2 separate regions of the Homo sapiens genome follow, and region 2 is linked to region 1. Evidence: read pairs that join two places in POLR2A ChIA-PET (ENCODE). Cell type or tissue: MCF 10A. All regions are shown on one strand. Each heading gives the region's core, and the rest is flanking DNA. Links, peaks and the distances in the headings are about the cores only. Region 1 holds the start of RASSF1-AS1 (RASSF1 antisense RNA 1). Region 2 overlaps SEMA3F-AS1 (SEMA3F antisense RNA 1).

Region 1 (5,363 bases), core at 305-5,304:
TGGAATCACCAGGGGTGCTTTTACAGTCCTCCCCGCTAGCCTGGATCCCACCGCAGACCTGTTGAATCAACTGCTGGGAGTGGACCCTAGGCATCAGTAAATTTTAAAAACTCCCCAAATTATTGTAACATGGAGTCTGGGTTGAGCATCACTGCTCTGGCCTATTTAGGAACTTGTGGATGGATAGTGTCCCAGGTCTGTGTGTGCATGGAGACCCTCTCATCCGGTACAAGAGGACATCACAAATTCAGCTGGGGGGAGCACAAAGTTGTGACAGAATGCAAAGAATGAACAAGGGGCCGAGCGCGGTGGCTCATGCCTGTAATCCCAGCACTTCGGAAGGCGGAGGCGGGTGGATCACCTGAGGTCAGGAGTTCAAGACCAGCCTGGCCAACATGGTGAAACCTCATGTCTACTAAAAAATAAAAAAAAATGAGCCAGGCGTAGTGGCGGGTGCCTGTAATCCCAGCTACTCGGGAGGCTGAGGTGGGAGAATTGCTTGAACACAGGAGGCGGAGGTTGCAGTGAGCCGAGATCGTGCCACTGCCCTCCAGCCTTGGCGACAGAGTGAGACTCTGTCTCAAAAAAAAAAAAAAAAAAAAAAAGAACAAGGCTGGGACATTGCAGCGTTCTCAAAGAGAAATAAAGTAGCCATGGAGATAAGAAGCAGGATGATTTGGGCATGTTTATCAGAGGTAGAGACAAGGGAGAAATCAAAGATAAGTTTGGGCTTTTGTCTCCAGTAACTGGGAGCCTAGTGGCCATTTTTGCTGCAAAGAGGAAGCTGGGCAAGTGTAGCAGTGAGGCTGAAGAAAAGGGAATTAAATTTTGGCCATGTTCACTTGAAACGTCTTTTAGACATCCTAGTGAAGGTACTGGCACGGAGGATCTAGTCTGAGGGTTTAGGTCAGTGTTTCAGCCGTGGATCTGGGGCAGATGAATGTAGACAGACCAGGCCAGTGATCAGGACTGAGCCCAGACTTCATCGTGAGATATGGAAGTTGAGTCAGAATCTGCAAAGGAGCTGAGCAGGAGCTGCAGGGGGTAGGAGGAAAACTGGGAGAGTGTAGCCCCTGGGAGTCAAAGGGAGCAAGCTTCAAATGATGCTGAGGGGGTGAGAATGGAGAATGGAACACTGGATTCCATTTGGTAGTACACAGATCGCTGAGGACCCTGTCCCGGGCAGTTTCCTGGAGGAAGAGGCAAGCCTGGCTGGAGTGGGTAGAGGGGAGAGTGAAGGCGAAGGATTAGAGTGTATAGAGACCAGTGTCTTGGTCTGAGGGGAGTAGAGACAGGTGACAACCACAGGGCAGACGTAGGTTAAAGGTGTTTAGTTTTTCCTTCAAGTAAATGGGCAGATGTATTCCATATACGTTCCCAGTGAAGGGCCGGGTGCGGTGGCTCAAGCCTGTAGTCCCAGCACTTTGGAAGGCCGAGGCGGGTGGATCACCTGAGATCAGGAGTTTGAGACCAGCCTGGCTAACATGGTGAAACCCCGTCTCTACTAAAAATACAAAAATTAGCTGGGCATGGTGGCGGGCGCCTGTAATCCTAGGTACTCAGGAGGCTGAGGCAGAAGAATCGCTTGAACCCAGGAGGCGGAGGTTGCGGTGAGCCGAAATCGCGCCATTGCACTCCAGCCTGGGTGACAAAAGCAAGACGCAGTTTTTTGTTGTTGTTTTTTTAATTGCCAATGAGGAAAGGGGAAGTTCTGTGCTAGGCGATAGAGATCCAACTGTTGAGCAGGCCTCTCTGCCTGTGGCCTTCCGGCCGGTTTCCAGACGCCCAGGTGGCCAACATTAGAGTCCGCGTAGCAGTGTGAGGTAACCCACTGAGATAGGTCGGGCCTGCGGAGCCTGGCGAGCAGCGGCCCTCTCCCTGGGGCTTCCCTTCAATCTCCGGGACATTTCCCCGACCTGGAGCTCCTCCGCCTCACCGCCAGGCCTCTCTGCAGATTGCAAGTTCACCTGCCACTACCGCTGCCGCGCGCTCGTCTGCCTGGACTGTTGCGGGCCCCGGGACCTGGGCTGGGAACCCGCGGTGGAGCGGGACACGAACGTGGTGAGCGCGGGGCCGAGGGCGTATGGGAAGGGCGAGGATGGGCAGGCCACAGTGCAGGCATTCTCGAGGGCTGCCTGGGTGCCGCGCGCAAGGAGCGTTCTAATTGCCGATTTCCCGGCGGCACAGAGAGGCTAATTCTGCGCGGGGGCTGGGAGGGGAGCCTGGATTGCCGGCTCCGCAAGTACTCCACCCGCTGCAAGCGGACCCGGGCCCAGGCTGACCCAGGCTCCGCGCACGCGCACTTCCCGCACCTTCCCGCCCTCGCCTCCGGCCAGAGGCCACTCTTGTGCGCTTGCCCGGACGCTGGCACCCGCCCCCGTTCCCTGTGGTAGGTGGGGTCTGTGAGTGGAGCTCCGGAGCGATGAGGTCATTCCTGGGGGCGAAGCGTGCGTGTCCCCGCCCCGGCGTTCCTGCCCCAATGAGACAAGAGCTAGATCCCGGCGATCTACGTTTCAGTCTTAACGGTTGCGGCGCGGCTCTGGCCCGGGCGCACGCGCACACTGACACGCGTACACGCACGCACGCGACCGGGGCGGTGGTTGGCGGCTACGGACGCGCAGGACTGGGGGACGGGCGGGTACGGCTATGGGCGAGGCGGAGGCGCCTTCTTTCGAAATGACCTGGAGCAGCACGACGAGCAGTGGCTACTGCAGCCAAGAGGACTCGGACTCGGAGCTCGAGCAGTACTTCACCGCGCGAACCTCGCTAGCTCGCAGGCCGCGCCGGGACCAGGTGGGAGCCAGGGGGTGCCGGCGGGCGGGAGGGGAAGCGGTCGCTGGAGCTCCGCCCTCCCCGGTCCGTTGCCGCGTCCTGGGTCGGTGGGCAGCCCCACCCTCCTGGCTACGTGGCTCCCCGCGGGTCCTGGCCGGGGACCTGCCCGCGGAACCGTGCGTAAGACCCCGATTCCACCGCCTAGATGCTGGGTGCCGGGGCCCCCTTGGTTTCTGTCACAGACAGGTTGAACACGGAAAAAGCAGCTGTATGGCTTGTGGTAGACCTGAGCCGGGCATTATCCAGCTATGACTAAAGCCGACCGAGCAGTTTGGACTAGCACCTCGATTTCCGCGTTCGAATGCTCCTGCTCCCTCCTTGGGGAGACTAGGGGAGGATGTGGAGAGGGAAGAGTCCTCGCCAGGAATTGAGAAGTATGTTTAGGAAAACTTGAGAGGCAGAGAGAGATCCTGCTCCTCCATCTGCACTCCTGTATGGAGCCAGCTGAGCCCTCACCTCTTCCCTGTTCTGGCCTGTCACCAGCTGCTGGAATGTGGAAGATTCTGTTCCCTTCCTCTAGGGTGGATCTGGAGAAAGATTTGGGAATAGATAGGAAAGAAGTCTTGTTTTGGACCATAAGCATTCAGGAGCACTTTACCCACAGGAAGGGGGAAAGCTAGATTATAAAATGCCTAAAGAGGTGGAAAAAGAGATCCAGGTTACTAACCCAGGACTGTAAGGTGTCTCGGAACCTCCTAGGTATCCCCATTATCGGAGAACTGTGTGCCAGATGCCATTGGTGTGACCACCAGGCTCAGAGAACCAGGCCTAGGCACCAGGAAAAAGAAACAGGGACTGTGAAGCTCAGTATGCCTGGCAGAAATGGGGCGGAAATCCTTATTTAAGTAAAGAAAGTGGAGTTGTGAGTGATGCTTCAGATAAAATTTTACAAAATTCCTTACAAAATGGGTGGTGCTCAGCACGCCAAAATCTTAGCCCAGAGCTTGGGTGCAAGGGTTGAGTTGAGTGTAGACCCCTGGGCTTGTCTTCATGTCAGTCAGTCCTGAGCCATTTTCCACTGTGGAAAGGTGGGAAAACCACAAGACACTAACCAATTGAAAAGGAGGGCTAGCCACGGAGGTGCACACCTGTAATCCCAGCTACTTGGGAGGGTGAGGCAGAAGGATCACTTGAACCTGGGAGGCAGAGGTTGCAGTGAGCCAAGATCGTGCCACTGCACTCCAGCCTGAGTGACAGAGTGAGACTCTGTCTCAAAAATAGAAAAGGAAGCCAAGTACGGTGGCTCACACCTCTAATGCCAATGCTTTGGGAGGCCAAGGCAGGTGGATCATTTGCAATCAGGAATTCGAGGTCAGCCTGGCCAACATGGTGAAACCCTATCTCTACTAAACATACAAAAATTAGCCGGGCATGGTGGTGTGTGACTGTAGTCCCAGCTACTTGGGAGACTGAATCACTTCAACCGGGAGGCAAAGGTTGCAGTGAGCCAAGATCGTGCCACTGCACTCCAACCTGGGTGACAGGGTGAGGCTCTGTCTCAAAAAAAAGAAAGAAGGCTGGGCTTGGTGACTCATGCCTGTAATCTCAGCATTTTGGGAGGCCAAGGCAGGCAGATCACTTGAGGCCAAGAGTTCGAGACCTGCCAGGCCAACATAGCAAAACCCCGTCTGTACTGAAAATACAAAAAAATTATCTGGCCATGGTGGTGTGTGCCTGTAATCCCAGCTACTGGGGAGGCTGAGGCAGGAGTATCACTTGAACCCAGAAGACAGAGGTTGCAGTGAGTCGAGACTGGGCCACTGCATTCCAGCCTGGATGAGAGAGCAAGACTCTGTCTCAAAAAAAAAAAAAAAAAAAAAGAAAGAATAGGAGGCTGAGAAGTCCCAAGTTATATGTTAAAAAAAAAGAAAAAAACATCAGTTTTAGGCCAGGTGCAGTGGCTCACACCTTTAATCCCAGCACTTTGGAAAGCCGAGGTGGGTGGATCATGAGGTCAGGAGTTCAAGACCAGCCTGGCCAAAATGGTGAAACCCCGTCTCGACTAAAAATACAAAAAATTAGCCAGTTGTGGTGGCAGGCACCTGTAATCCCAGCTACTTGGGAGGCTGAAGCAGAGAATTGCTTGAACCCAGGAGGCAGAGATTGCAATGAGCCAAGATCGCACCACTGCACTCCAGCCTGGAAAACAGAGCGAGACTCTGTCTCAAAAAAAAAACCATCAGTTTTTATGGACAGTGGTAGAGTGGAGGGTGGGTCCCTATGGTGCAGAAGGGAAATTCCATGGTCCTGCTGTGCATCCGACTGGGATGGCTGTTGAAATCCTCTTCCAGCAGGCAGCTTTGGAAACAGAAAAAGAAACTCTTCCTCCTTTAGAATCCTGGAAGGGCTGTGCAGTGCCTCTAATCCAAGTCTGTTTTCTGAGTGAAGATAGGGAGGTTCATCACCAGAAGGGAAGGGGCTGGAAATGAGGTCACTGCATCCCAGCCCAGGGCTCCTGGGTCATCCAGGAAGGGAAGAAGGAGCAAGCTTTCTCATTGTTAGGTAGGAGCTCAGAGCCATCACAAGAACAA
Region 2 (5,363 bases), core at 241-5,240, 190 kb after region 1:
TCAGACACACAGAATAGGCCCAGCACACAGAGGCCTTCAATGGCAGGGAGACCAGGGAAGGGGGCCAGGAAGAGGGCAAAGAGCTAGAATTGAGCCTGGCTACATGGGGTGGAATGCCAATTCCTTCCTAAGCAATTCGAGAGGGCTGAATAATCATACAAAAAAAATTGTTATTGCAGCAGTGAATCCACACTGAGCCCTTGCTCTGTGTCAGTGCTGGGGTGAGCATTTTGTATCATCATAATATGTTGTTATAGTTTGTGTGTGTGTGTGCATATACATATCGGCAGACCTCATTTTATTGTGGTTTATTGCGTTTTGCAGATATTGTGTTTTCTGAAGTTGAAGGTTTGTTGCAACTCTGTGTCGAGCAAGTCTATCAGCACCATTTTTCCAACAGCATGTGCTCACTTCATTAGCATTTTTTAGCAATAAAGTATTTTTTAATTAAGATATGTACATTTTTTAGACATAATGCTATCACACACTTAACAGACTACAGTATAGTGTAAACATGACTTTTATATGCACTGGGAAACCAAAAAAATTTGTGAGTTGCTTTATTACAATGTTAGCTTTATTGTGGTGGTCTGGAACCAAACCCGCCATATCTCCGAGGTATATTATATTATTCAGGGGAATATTGTATAGCTTTTCACAATTTTGTCTTCAATTTCAGAGGTCCACAGACCCCTCAAAACCAGCTCTGGATACCAGGTTGGGAGGCATTGCATGCCAGGAAGTTTTGCGGTTATTCACCCCCAGGTGCTTCACAATTGGGCTGAGAAGCAGGCCCTGTTGTCCCCATTGTACAGTTGAGCATGAGGGAGGAGAGTGGGGAGGTAGGGAGGGTTGGGGGAGGCCTGGAGCCACCAGGCTGTGGTGCCTGGAGAAGGCATTTTCAGTGGCTGTGGGAAAGCTCCAGGACAGGAAGGCCAGGCTGCAGGGCCCACATGGAGCCAAGGGCCTGCAACCCTGATAGGCACGCAGGAGCTGGATGCCTGCTGGAGTCCCACAGGGCACTTCTGGAACTCCACGCATCTTTATCATGTGAATAAGAGAGCAAAAATAAGAGAGCAAATCCCTGCAGCACCAGATCGGAGAGGGAACACAGCCAAGAAGCCAAGACTCAGGGAGTCAACTCCCTGCCCTACTCTCAGCTCCTCTGGACTGGCTGCCCCCCACCCTGTGCTCTCCTTGACACCCACAATCCTTCTGTCCTCCTCTCCAGAAGCCACTCTGCTGTTCTAACTCCACCTGAGAACCACCCAGGATGCCCTGTGGCGTCATCTGAAGGGAGAGAGACAGGCTGGCTTCCTACTGGCCTGACCTCCCTCCTGTTGGGTAGGACACTCAGATCTTAGGCCTAAGTTTCATTCAGCCTCCCCCATGGCCCGCCCTGGTGCTAGTCTGGTCACGCAGGTGAAGGGGTGTGTGCAGACACAGCTGGTTAGGCCAGGTCCAGCTCCTGCACTGAATCCACCTCTGGAATACCCTCCTGGGGCAGCCTCCTCCTCCTTCCCAGGTGTGCCCCGGCTGCGTGGGATACACTGCACTCGGATCTGGGTGGACCTGGCTGAGCTTCAGGGTGGACTTCATAGTCTTGAGGTCCTGGAGCTTGTGAGGGGTGACCGAGCCAACAGTGAGGGTTACAACAGGGAAGTCATTGGCCCAGCCCCCACCTGGATGATGGTGCCAGCAACGGGCAGGAAAACCTTGAAGCTTTCCTCCCGCAAATACACCCTGCCCTTCACCCTGGCCTGGACTTTGTTTCTGGCGGTGGTTGTGCCTGTTTCTCTTCCTTTTGGCTCTTCCAGGATGCATGGGAACTGAACTGCAGCCTCCGGCCTCCTGCTGCAGGTCCCTGTTGTCTGCCTCCCCGTGGCTCACCTCAGGTGGGGAGAGGGAAGCCTGGAGGTGCACTGGGGCCTGCCCTCCTGGCCTCTGCACACGAAGGCTGGACTTGGAGGGCCTGGGCCTCAGAGACCCTCCATCCCCATTGGATGAGGGCGGCAGCCACACCAGCACTCCCTCACCTCCTCCCCTGCCCTAGTCTTAGGGGGGAACTTGTTCCCTGGGCCTGGCAGGGCAAGCAGGCCCCGGCCCGCCCAGCCCCAGCGTCGCTGGCTCAGGTTTCCTCGCTTTCTGGTTTTCTCATCTCCCCTGCCCCAGGCGCTGTTGCCTGCTCTCTGGCCCAGCCCCCACCCACTAGGAACTGGATCCCAGGGAGGGGGAGTGTTGGGAAGGGGGCTGGAGAGGGGGCTCGGGGCAGGCGGTTGGGTGGCACCAGGAGGAGGCAGGCCATGGGGACTCACTGAGGTTCCGTGTGCAGCCTTCTCCTGCCCAGCCTGCCCCAGGGGCTGGCTCTGAGCCGATCAAAAGCTGGAATGACCTGGCCTCTCCCTAAAGCTGCCTCCAAGCCGTCTCTGCTGTTGTTCCCTCTACCACAAATGTTCTTCCCGGACTTCAGCACCAGTCTAAACCCTGTGTTTCCTCTAGACGTGGGCCCTTAGCTGCCTCTTTCACCAATAAACACTGCCCTTTTCAGCACAGGCTCAGTATCCCTTCTTCATCCTTCTGCACTGGGCCCCTCAGGCATCCCGAGCCTTTTCCAGGAGCTCTAGACTCTCACCTCTGGGCCTTGGCACATGCTGTTCCCCTGTACCTGGAATGTCTTTCTTGTCTCCTTCTAGATCCAGACAGGCATCATCTCCTAGGAAGCCAGTCCTCATGGCTGGGTCAGGAGCTTCACTGGGCCCCTGCAGGTCCTACACCCCTTTTCAGACATTAAAAGATCCTGCCCTGGGGACCCAGACCCTTCTGTGTTCTCCCAGTGGGCCCCACATGAATCTATCAGCAACTGCTTCCATGTGAGTCCAGAGCGAGAAAGGGACACGGGGCACTGAGATCCTTGCCTGTTACCCCACACCCTTCATTCTGTGTGTCTATGCATGTGTGTGTCTGTGTGTATGTTGGATAGTAAGAGAGGTGGGGTTGAGTGGGCCTAAGCTCGGCTGGATTCGAAGTGACCTGTGACCGTTGGCCAGCCTGAGTACATCCTGTTTAGACAGAGCCCAGACAGCCATCCCTCACTCCCTTGGGCCTACCCAGCCCCCACTGGGGAGCCCAGTCCTGGGCCTAGAGCTCAGTCTGTATCTGGTTCTGGCGAGGGCTCCCCAGTAAGAGTCTGGGTGGAAGCACTGGCAGGGGTTTTGTCTCTGGGTACCTAGGCCCTGGGTCAGTAATGATCAGGCAGCCCCAGCCATGAAAGTGGTAAGGGTGAAGGGGGAGGGGACTTGACTGAGGAGCCCCTCCCTGTGTGGAATAAACATTGCATCAGGAACCCAAACAGGGGGCCCACACTAGCAACTTCTCAGCTTTCTTCAGCTCAGCAGGGGCGGCTCTGTCCTTTCAGCCTGAACCCTTTCTTTCTCATCTACACCCAAACCATCAGCAAATACTTTTTTGTTTGTTTGGTTTTTTTTTTTTGAGATGGAGTCTCACTCTGTGGCCCAGGCTGGAGTGCAGTGGCACGATCTCAGCTCACTGCAAGCTCTGCCTCCTGGGCTCACACCATTCTCCTGCCTCAGCCTCCCGAGTAGCTGGGACTACAGGCGCCCGCCACCACACCCGACTAATTTTTTGTATTTTTAGTAGAGACAGGGTTTCCCTGTGTTGGCCAGGATGGTCTAAATCTCCTGACCTCGTGATCTGCCTGCTTTAGCCTCCCAAAGTGCTGGGATTACAGGCATGAGCCTCCACACCTGGCCAAGCAAATACGTTAAATTTCACCCTCAGAACACATGAAATATCAGGTGGCCACTTTTCGCCTCCTGGGCCAGCAGAGGAGCCTCGTTAAGATGGAAGCCAGGTCCCGCCTCTCTCACTCATCGCTCTCCATGGCTCCTACTTTATTGAGAGTCAAAGCCAAATCCTTGGGCCATGCACGATGGCTCACGCCTGTAATCCCAGCACTTCGGGAGGCCGAGGTGGGCAGATCACTTGAGGTCGGGAATTCAAGACCAGCCGGGCCAATATGGTGAAACCCCATCTCTACCAAAAAGTACAAAAATTAGCCAGATGTGGTGGCCTGCGCCTGTAATCAATCCCAGTTACTCAGGAGGCCGAGGAAGGAGAATTGCTTGAACCCGCGAGGCGGGGATTGCATTGAGCCAAGACTGCGCCACTGCACTGCAGCCTGGGCTACAGAGCAAGACTCTGTCACAAAAAAAAAAAAAAAACCTACAAAAATCTAGCTGGGTGTGGTGGTATGTGCCTGTGGCCCCTGCTACTCTGGAGGCTGAGGCGGGAGGATTGCTTGAGCCTAGGAGGTTGAGGCTGCAGTGAGCCGTGATTGCACCACTGCACTCCAGCCTGGGCCACAGAGTGAGACTCCATCTTGACCAAAAACTAAAACAGAAAACAAAGCCAAATCCTTGGAGTGGTCATCAACACCCCTTCACCCTGCACACCTCTTCCCCACCTCTCTGACTTGTGTCCTCCTCCCTCTTCCTCCCACTCCAGGCACACTCCAGCCTCAGGGCCCTGCAGCAACCGTTCCCTTGGCCTGGATGCCCATCCCAGACACCTCCATGGCTTCTCCCTCACCTCCTTCAGGCCTTTGCTCAGATATTACCTCCTCAGTGATGCCCATCCTGACCACCACCATCTCCAGCATTCTGCATCTCCACTTACCTTCCCTCTCTTCTTCCCTTACCTTCCCTCTCTTTTTCTTATTCCAACATACGATATAATTTACTTATTTTCATGCTAAGCTGCCAACCAAGAATGCAGAGATTGTTGTCTATCTATTGCTCCTCCTCCAGCACCCAGAATGGAGACAGACACGTGGTAGGTATTGAATGAATAACTCGATGGGGCTGTGAGCTGCTTTCCCCTCTCACCCTTACCTGGAGCTGAGAATGGGGCATGGAGAGATGCCCATTTGCTGTTTCCCCACACTGCTGAAGAGGTGGATGGAGGAGAGAGGGTCTTAAGTTGCAGCATCAAGGACTCAAGATAGACTCTGCTTTAACTTAAAAGGCATTGCAGCTTTAACCGTGAGCTCTCCAGGGACAGGCATAGTCCCTTAGGCAGAGGTGTTCCTCAGGACTAGGAGAGACCTAGGCAGCTCCCTGACAAAGCTGCGGTGACAGGCTCTGATCTTGGGAGGTTTCTGGCTGCCTCCCAGGCCTGCATCTGCTGCGCACACTCCCTCCATGTGTCTGTGTGGCCACAGTCCTGGGGGAGGGGGGCCCGAGGAGGGTCCTGCAGCCAGGACTGCAAGCTGAGATCTGGACTTACTTAGTTCCAAATGACTGGGGAATGTCCCTTCCATGACAGCGGTGGCGTGGCCTCCCCTA

Evidence for each region. Peaks named below come from ENCODE experiments on the same cell type or tissue, not always from the same donor. Only the 100,000 strongest peaks of a DNase experiment are listed, where the experiment ranks them.
Region 2: POLR2A ChIA-PET joins it to region 1 with 6 read pairs; 4 of 35 experiments call an interaction of 5 or more read pairs at or near these places.

Annotation. Positions count from the first base shown.
Region 1 is chr3:50,334,603-50,339,965 of GRCh38, reverse strand. It overlaps RASSF1 (Ras association domain family member 1), which reads left to right. Exons shown (of 6, transcript NM_007182.5): 2 at 1,955-2,061. It overlaps RASSF1-AS1 (RASSF1 antisense RNA 1), which reads right to left and starts at 2,455. Exons shown (of 1, transcript NR_109831.1): 1 at 1,666-2,455. RefSeq lists enhancers at 1-25, 1,592-1,681, 1,762-2,021, 1,849-2,420 and silencers at 2,492-2,671, 2,742-3,051. In MCF 10A, for the core only: no CTCF peak of the experiment used is centred there; DNase peaks (open chromatin) are centred at 2,445 and 4,285.
Region 2 is chr3:50,147,918-50,153,280 of GRCh38, reverse strand. All of the region lies in intron 1 of SEMA3F-AS1 (SEMA3F antisense RNA 1), which reads left to right. Among named protein-coding and RNA genes, the nearest start is that of SEMA3F, 4.7 kb to the left of the region's middle. RefSeq lists an enhancer at 1,962-2,633. In MCF 10A, for the core only: no CTCF peak of the experiment used is centred there; DNase peaks (open chromatin) are centred at 1,360 and 2,240.